Regions from separate parts of the Homo sapiens genome. Here region 1 is linked to region 2. A link is a contact called in ENCODE Hi-C or POLR2A ChIA-PET data. All regions are on one chromosome and are shown on one strand. Each heading gives the region's core, a stretch centred on a gene start or an enhancer-like site at or near the end of the contact. The rest is flanking DNA. Distances are from core to core; before and after follow the strand shown. Region 1 overlaps NTNG1 (netrin G1). Region 2 holds the start of NTNG1 (netrin G1).

Region 1 (3,783 bases), core at 755-3,254, 220 kb after region 2:
AACATTGGAAGAAAGAGGACAGCTTGATTTTAAAAGCTAACAAAGAACAAAGGGAACTGGAAAAAAATTATTTTTTGACATAAAATTGTAAATATTTTTTTTTCAGTGATATTTAACAATTCGTTTTTCACAATGACAGCTGTAAATTATTCATAACAGGCTATCTGGTCCTTAACTTTCCAGTTATCTGTGATTATAATGGTGAGTTGATCTGAAATGAAGGAAAATATTGATTAGAAACATTTGAAATATAGATGAAGTTCTTTAGTTAGAATATTAAAGTTGCACTTGGTTTCATATATCTAAGGAACATTTGAAACTGTAACAGTGGAATTTATAGCATTATATACTACTCTTCTATGTAAGTCAAATCGTTTCTTTTAAATTTCTGACCACTCAAATAATAGATCATTCCATTCGAATACATGGTTAAAATTTTGAAAGATATCAAATTAAAAATGAGCTTTTATTGTGACTCTAAACACTGTGAGAAAGTGTTTACATGTCCTAAGAATGCATATATAACAATATGCACAACCTGAAAGTAAATACCTAAGGTATGAATTTTTTTAATCTTTGTGGGGAAAAATGCAATTGAGAGAAAATATTACACTCTGGACTAAGAAATATTAAGTGCTACCTCTACTTGAGTTATTTTAAAAATTTAGTTCTTCAAGCCTTATTGAAGAAGATGATACTCTCAAGTTGAGCACTGGAAAATAGATGGGCATGAGGAGATAGTACTTAATTTTTTTTTTTTTTTGACATCTATGACTAGAATTAATCAACAGCAAATGGCCACTTGCACATAGATTTGGTCACGAGTGGGGGTTTCCTGTTCTGGATGAGTCTGTCTAATGTAAACTTTTTCTTTACAATCAATTCATTTGTTGCATTCTAGTGTTGATCTAGCCCACTGAAAATCTGGTCATCTTTTTCCAAACTAATACAGAGCACTGACCTATGGGGGAGAAAAGCCTAAATTTTAGTGTATCTGTTTTGAAAGTAAGGAATTCTAAAGAGGACCTTACGATGATAATCAAATCATTCCAGGAAAAAAAAAAAGGCAGAGAGTTTAACAACATCTACAAGCTGCTGTTGCTTAAAAACACAGTATTTGAACTGCAATTTGAGCATATTTTTACCCTTCAGACATTACAAACATGCCATAACACCCTGCTGTGAGGACAGCTTTGGTGCCCCAGAAGTAAAAGAGTTTAGCTGTGATTAAAGGATTGAAGTCTGTGCCTTGAACTGACAGATTAGTTTATGCTAGGTTTTCTCTGTTAATTCTAGACTTGACAGCTCCACTGTAAATTAATCTAAATTATGGCCAACTGCTACAAGGCTGATCATTGTCTCACAAAAAAATATAAAGTTCTATTGAAAATGCGGACGTCTCTATCACCAAATGTTACTCCAATTTGCTAGAAATCTGAACAAGGCAACTTAAAACACACACACAGGAAATTGCAGCTCCTAGATGCCAGTAGAGCTATAGAGATTTGGACACACAAACTGAGCTGTTGGGGAGAACGGGTCTGACTTCTGTGGTCACTGATGTGTGAGCCTCAGTGTTTGTCTTTAGCAGCTCATGACAATGTAATTACATCCTGCGTGCCCAATTTTTCTCATAAATGAAGTTGATAAATATAAACTACAGTTTATGATTGTGAATCACAGCCTGAAGCAATACAGCATGGTCATTGATTGCAGAGAAATATAAATAGGAGATGATAATAGATTGACTGAATCTGAACCCTATCACAGACCAGTTAAGATATCAGAGAATCAGAGAATGGCTTAAGAGAAGCCTTAGTTTCCCAGGAAGAGAAGAGAAAACAGGTCTGGTGGGCAAACAAAGGCTTTATAGCTTCATTAACCTATTCATACCTATAGGATGATCATTTCTCTGGAAATTGCCCCTATCTGAGACTTGATTGAGAGTAGGCATCAGAAGTGAAGGGTGACTTTTTCTATTTTCTGTCTGTCCTTGGCAAGCTCCCCCACCCCCAACACATTTGCATCACTGATTCTATGTTCTTAAATTTGGAGCTTCCTGTTTCTGTGATTAGAAAACCTACAGATAGGTTTACATTTGCATTCACTGTTCATATCATTAGGGAGCTGAACAGACAGTATTGAGTGCATACACCGTGCTAATTCACCTTTACATCTGAAGGAAAAAATACTAAGTGTGATAAGATGAAAAAAAAGGAAAAGAGAGAAGTGGAAATACATATTTATAGAAAACAGTATTTTCTCCAAAACTATCACGAGATAGTCACTGCTATTTATTGTGTAACTTATGTAAACCCAAAACAGTTGGGCCCAATCTGGTCCCCAGATATATCTTATTTGGTCGACACAACATTTTACTTATTTTTTATTTGCATACCTCTTAATCAAGCCTAAACTGTTCACACATGGTTGCTGCTCCCGCCACACCCTGTTGTCTTATACAGGGTCTGCTTACCTGCCTGACAACCGACCAACCCTTTGGTCTATAGCACTCAAACATATTGATTAGAAAAATTGATTTTTTTTAGGAAAATGTTTAGTGGGCATTATATACCAGGTACTGAACTTGACACACCAAAACAATAAATATAATTTCAGGCAGTGATATATACCATGAAGAAAAATGAATCAGGGTAAGGGAAAGAGAATAAGAAGACAGCCACTTTAGGAAGAGGTGATCTGAGAGGTCAGAATATCAGAACAAAAGTTAAAGGATGTGAAAGAGTGGGCCACGGAAATATCTGTGGAAGAACATTCCAAAAAGAGAAACAGTGAGTGTAAAGACCCTGAAGAGAAATAGAAAGTACAGTATGGAATACTCAAGGTGGAAAGTGATAGAAATTAAGGTAGGAGAGATGAGCAAATGCCAAATTGTTTAGGTCCTATAGGCAACAGGAAGCCACTGGAAGATTTTCAGCAAGGAAATCAAGTAATATAATTTATATGATAATGAATGGATAGTCTCTAATTCATGGGTAGTACATAAATAATTTATTTGAATTCTGAAAAGTATTTGCAAAGTCAAGTAATGCCTGTGAAATTTTATCTGCATTATCAGTCTGCTTAGCAAATCAATATATTAGAAAGCATTTAAGTAGCAACTAATATGTGCACATCCTATGCTAAGCCCTGTTTAGGATGTAAAGATCACTTAATATATGGTCCTTGACTCATAGCCGAGAGGCTACTTTCTAACATCTAGTCACCAGTCACTGAGTATCTCTCGTCCATGCCTCCAGAATACATGTTACATATTTCTTCCCATGATTACTAGAAAGACTTAAGAAACTTAGTTTTGTTATTGATTTGTATACATGACACATAAATCTGCTTCTCGTGTAACTGCTATCTCACTTCTTTAACTCTATAAATTTCATTGTTTTAAAGAAGAATCAGTTCTTATATTGCAATATGGAAGTACATAGCTCCAAAAAAAAGGCAAAAGATCTTTGAAATGGGTTTGAAAAAATATATATAATATATATAGTATTATATATTTCTTATATTATATATTATATATTTCTTATATAAAATATAATATATATTATATTATATATAATTATGTATAAAATAAATATATATAAATTATATATAAAATAAACATATAAATTATTATATAAAATATATGTTATGTAAGAACTATATAATATATAATTTTTATATAAAAATATATAACATAATATATAACATATATAATCATTATATAATGAATATATACATTATATAACATATATATATATACATATATATATATATATATTT
Region 2 (3,730 bases), core at 437-2,936:
CCCTGGAATTTAGCTTGCCCCCCAAATCTGAGCAAGAACTAAAATGTGAAACATTCACCATTGTTAGCTTATCTTCCAAATTCTTGGACCACAGAGACACATTTCTTGTTCAACCAAGAGGGTCTTGAAGTGAGTTGTTTCCCCCATCCACTTGGCTTTGCCTATTGCTTGCTCCCCCTTATATATATAGAAAAAAAAGGCCGATTTCTGTTTGGTTTTGAGAGGTTTGCAGATTTCTGAGATCAGAGCGTTTTCCCTGTTGCAATAGTCTTTCTTTCTAATGGAAGTCTCCCTATCTTATCTAAATTCGGATTTGTTTCTGTTTGACGTTAATGTGTAGCTAAGAGTGATCCCAGGTGAGTCTGAGCCCGCCTTGGTGGGGAATGAAGCCTGGAGCATCGGAGCATTTGTCTTTCTCTTAGAAAAGGCAAGGAAGCCTGAAATGCGCAGCTCTCCCTTGAACTTCAACTTTTTAAAGGGGAATGAATTTCTAAAGGAGGAGTTTCCAGTCTAGGGCTGTAGGGGCCTCCGGGCAAAGGAAGTGCTTGTTGAAAAACAACATTGTGATCACTTCCAGCGGCGAAGGGTGTGCTTGGGAACGGTTTGGGGAGGGGACAGAAGAGAGAGGGGTGGGATGGACGGCGGCAGAAGTGGGAGGTACACGAGGAGTTACTGGAAACGGCGCTTCTGTGGAGGAGCCGGGGGGGATGGGGAGTAGAGGGAGGGGGCCCTGTTGCCTCAGCGCCCCGAGGTCGTGGAGCGGCAGCAGCTGCAGCCGGAGCAGCACCAGCAACAGCAACAGCGAGCGGGACGGAGTTAGGACCGCTCGGAGCGCACAGGTCTCGAGGTAGTATAAGGTTTGCTATCCTTCCACTTGCTGGCAGTTGCAGAAGAAGATCTGCTTTTTAAGTGAAACGTACATGCCACCCCTCCGAGGGCTGCGGCTTCCCCGGGCTTGCTTCTTTGCCGCTCCTCTTTCCGGCTCTCGCGCTCACTCTTTAATTGGCACTGGCCCCTAAGTTTGCCAGGAGCTCGCTGCCCGCTCGGAGCAGGGTCCCGGCCGGGAGCCGCTGGTGGGGGCGGGGAGTCCGGGAGCCGCAATCCAGAAGCGTCGTGGGCCATGTATATTTCATCAAACGGACTTTGGGTGCGTCGCGTCTCACTGCCATCAGTGCTATGTGCAGTGACATTTCTGACTTGAGTGGAGGAATGCGCGAAGGAAACCCGGGCGAAATTGGTATTAGAGGATCTTCTTGGCGCCAATGCTAATTGTCCTGATTTATGCCCCTTCTGACTAAGCTCAACGTCTTCATCTGAAATAAAATGAAAGCGGTGCCAAGCGGCATAGAACCGCCTGGCCGCTGGTTCTGATCCCCGGGAACCAGAAAATCGTCCTGCGGCTTGAAAAAAAAAAAAAGAGGAAAAAAAAAAGAAATAGAAATAGAAAAAAGAAAAAATATCCCTCAGTAAAAGTTTAAGGCGAGAAGTGTCAGAGGCAGCGGAGCGAGGAGGCGCGGAGGAGAGCCGGCGAGCAGGGGACTGGGCTGGCACGACCTCCGAAGGCTGAGATCTCATTATTAATATCACTATATTTTTGGAGGGAGAGGCACCTTTCTCATCCTCTCTTCCTCTCCGCCCACCCTTACTCCCTCCCCCTCATCTACCTGTCAAAGTCACTGATCTTTTGCATTTCGGAAGAGGACGTCAACGGGAAGGAATTCCCCCTCTGGGTGCGGGCTCCGAGAGGGGGCGACTTGCAGGAGGCTCCCCCCGGGGGCGGAGGCGAAGGTAATTAAGCGGCGGGGAGTGGCGGGCCGGCGCTGGGTTCTCGGTCCTCGGGGTCCTCTCCCGCCGGCGGCCGGGCGCGATCGGAATCCCCGGGCTGCGGCGGTGGCGGCGGCTCGGGTCCTCACGCCCACCCCTCCCGCTCCGCCCGCTCCCGCCTGGGGAGGAGGCTCCGCGGGAGCTGCCGCCCTCCGCCCGTACGCCGCCCGCGGGCTCCGCTGCTGCGGCCGCCGCCCGAGGCGGACCAGGCTGGCTGCGCAGGGCCGCCGCCCCGCGCCGTCGGCTCGGCTCCCGCCCGGCGCAAGGGCAAACGAGCCACACGGTAAGTGCCTGCGGCTCGCCTCTCCTACTGCGACCCGAGCCTCTCGCCCGTGCCCCTCTCCCCCGGGTTTCCCCACCCCCCGCCGCCCCCCGCCCCACCCGCTGCGATGCACAGGCGGGAGGGAAGGCTCCGGGTGGGCGAGGAACTTTGTAAAGCGCCCCGAGGAGGCAGCGCGCGGAGCCCTACGCGCACACACAGCGGCACACGCTCACACCCACACACAAGTCTTCCCGGGGGTGCGCCCCGGGCCGGTGATGCGTCCTCTTGTTGTGTCCGGAGCCCAGGCGTGGGGTCTGAGCCTCCATCCGCCGACTGACAGGGGCCCCGCGCTCTCCCTCTCTCACGCACACCTGGCCACACACATCGCTCAGGCGGCTTGTCGTTATTTTTTCTTTCTTTCGCCAATTATATTTGTTTGGGGAAAAGCAAACAAAAAAAACAAAAAAACACTTGCCCTATTGCCGGCCTTGGGGATCTGGTGGCCACATCGAGAGCTTTTGAAGTCCCTTCTTTTAATCGCCTTTATTGGTGCTAGATTAAAACATTACTATCCCATGTTGTGCAGCTGGGGAGAAAGGGAAATTGAAAGAGGAAGACTTGGTGTAGGGATGCTGTTTGGAATATTCTCTCATATTCTTTACTGGCATCATATTAATCGGTTGATGGATTCGGCTAGGGACACTGAATTGCACTCCTGTATGGATCTGTGGATATCTATATATAATACAAATAATACTGAATATTATTGGGCCTAAAATAACCAATTAAGTGATTCATACAAGGAAAAACTTAGATATAAAAAGAAACTGCGCCCTCTGCTGTTAATTTTAGTACCCTCACCCGGGGACTTTTTTTTTTTTTCCTTCAGAAATCCACTTAAGAGTAGGCTGTCATCTTACAGGGCAAGGGAAGAAAATTCCTAGCGGGGATTTTAAAGCAACTTTACTTGGAAAAGTCGCAGGTTGAGCTCCTATAGTTGCATCAGGTACAGATTTCCAGTGAGTAGACGGTCCTCCTCTCTCACCCATTCTTCTCTTTATACAGGGAATAATGGAGCCACTCCTCATAACAAATTGTCAATCTTTGGAATGGAAAATTCTGAGTAAGATTCAGAACTCCACTAAACATATGGTGAATCTGGCAGTAGAATTGCTCTAGAAATAAGGCCCTGTTTTATGACTGAAAATACTAAAAGTTGTTTTATCTTACAGAAATGAAAAAAAAAAAAACCCAGGAAGATCTTCCATTAAAATCACTTATTCAGATATGCTTAGTAGTTAAGCTTGTTGGAAAGTTTTCCAAAAAATAATTTTTTTTTTTTTCAGGGGAGGCTTTTCTGTTTTGTTTGTCCCTTGAGGAGGATCTCTAGTGAGGGAATTAGCAATTCCACATTTCATTAAGTATTTTGAACTGTGTCACTTTGAATGCCTTACCCGCCTCCCTTTCTCTTTGGCAAAGGAAAAGCAGCTCAGTAACTGTCCAAGATTCTTTTTGAAGATAAGCAACTTTCGATTTTTCATTAAGATAAAATTTGGATCTCTGCATGTGGATCAACATGCAAGGAAAAATGTGCATCAAGTATTTCACATGTAATGTTGTTCCAGGGATATATTTTCTTTTCTG

What was found. A loop is a pair of places that touch in the nucleus more often than their neighbours do. ChIA-PET counts read pairs that join two places held with the same protein, here RNA polymerase II (POLR2A).
Region 1: a loop to region 2 is called in a map of OCI-LY7, with 3 times the contacts of the local background. The contact joins the enhancer-like site here to the promoter of NTNG1 in region 2. A Hi-C loop is called at or near these places in 1 of 168 maps with a recorded cell type or tissue (OCI-LY7). POLR2A ChIA-PET finds 5 or more read pairs at or near these places in 2 of 52 experiments (HEK293T and OCI-LY7).

The regions. Positions count from the first base shown.
Region 1 is chr1:107,357,612-107,361,394 of GRCh38, forward strand. The region is part of intron 3 of NTNG1 (netrin G1); the gene reads left to right. Among named protein-coding and RNA genes, the nearest start is that of NTNG1, 220 kb to the left of the region's middle. Within about 2 kb of position 2,005, at least 3 of the 41 ENCODE cell types and tissues checked have a DNase peak (open chromatin) inside an H3K27ac peak, as active enhancers do; they include OCI-LY7, where a contact is called at or near this core.
Region 2 is chr1:107,139,353-107,143,082 of GRCh38, forward strand. NTNG1 (netrin G1) reads left to right here and starts at 1,687. Exons shown (of 8, transcript NM_001113226.3): 1 at 1,687-1,788. RefSeq lists an enhancer at 1,327-1,858 and silencers at 1,792-2,081, 2,102-2,381.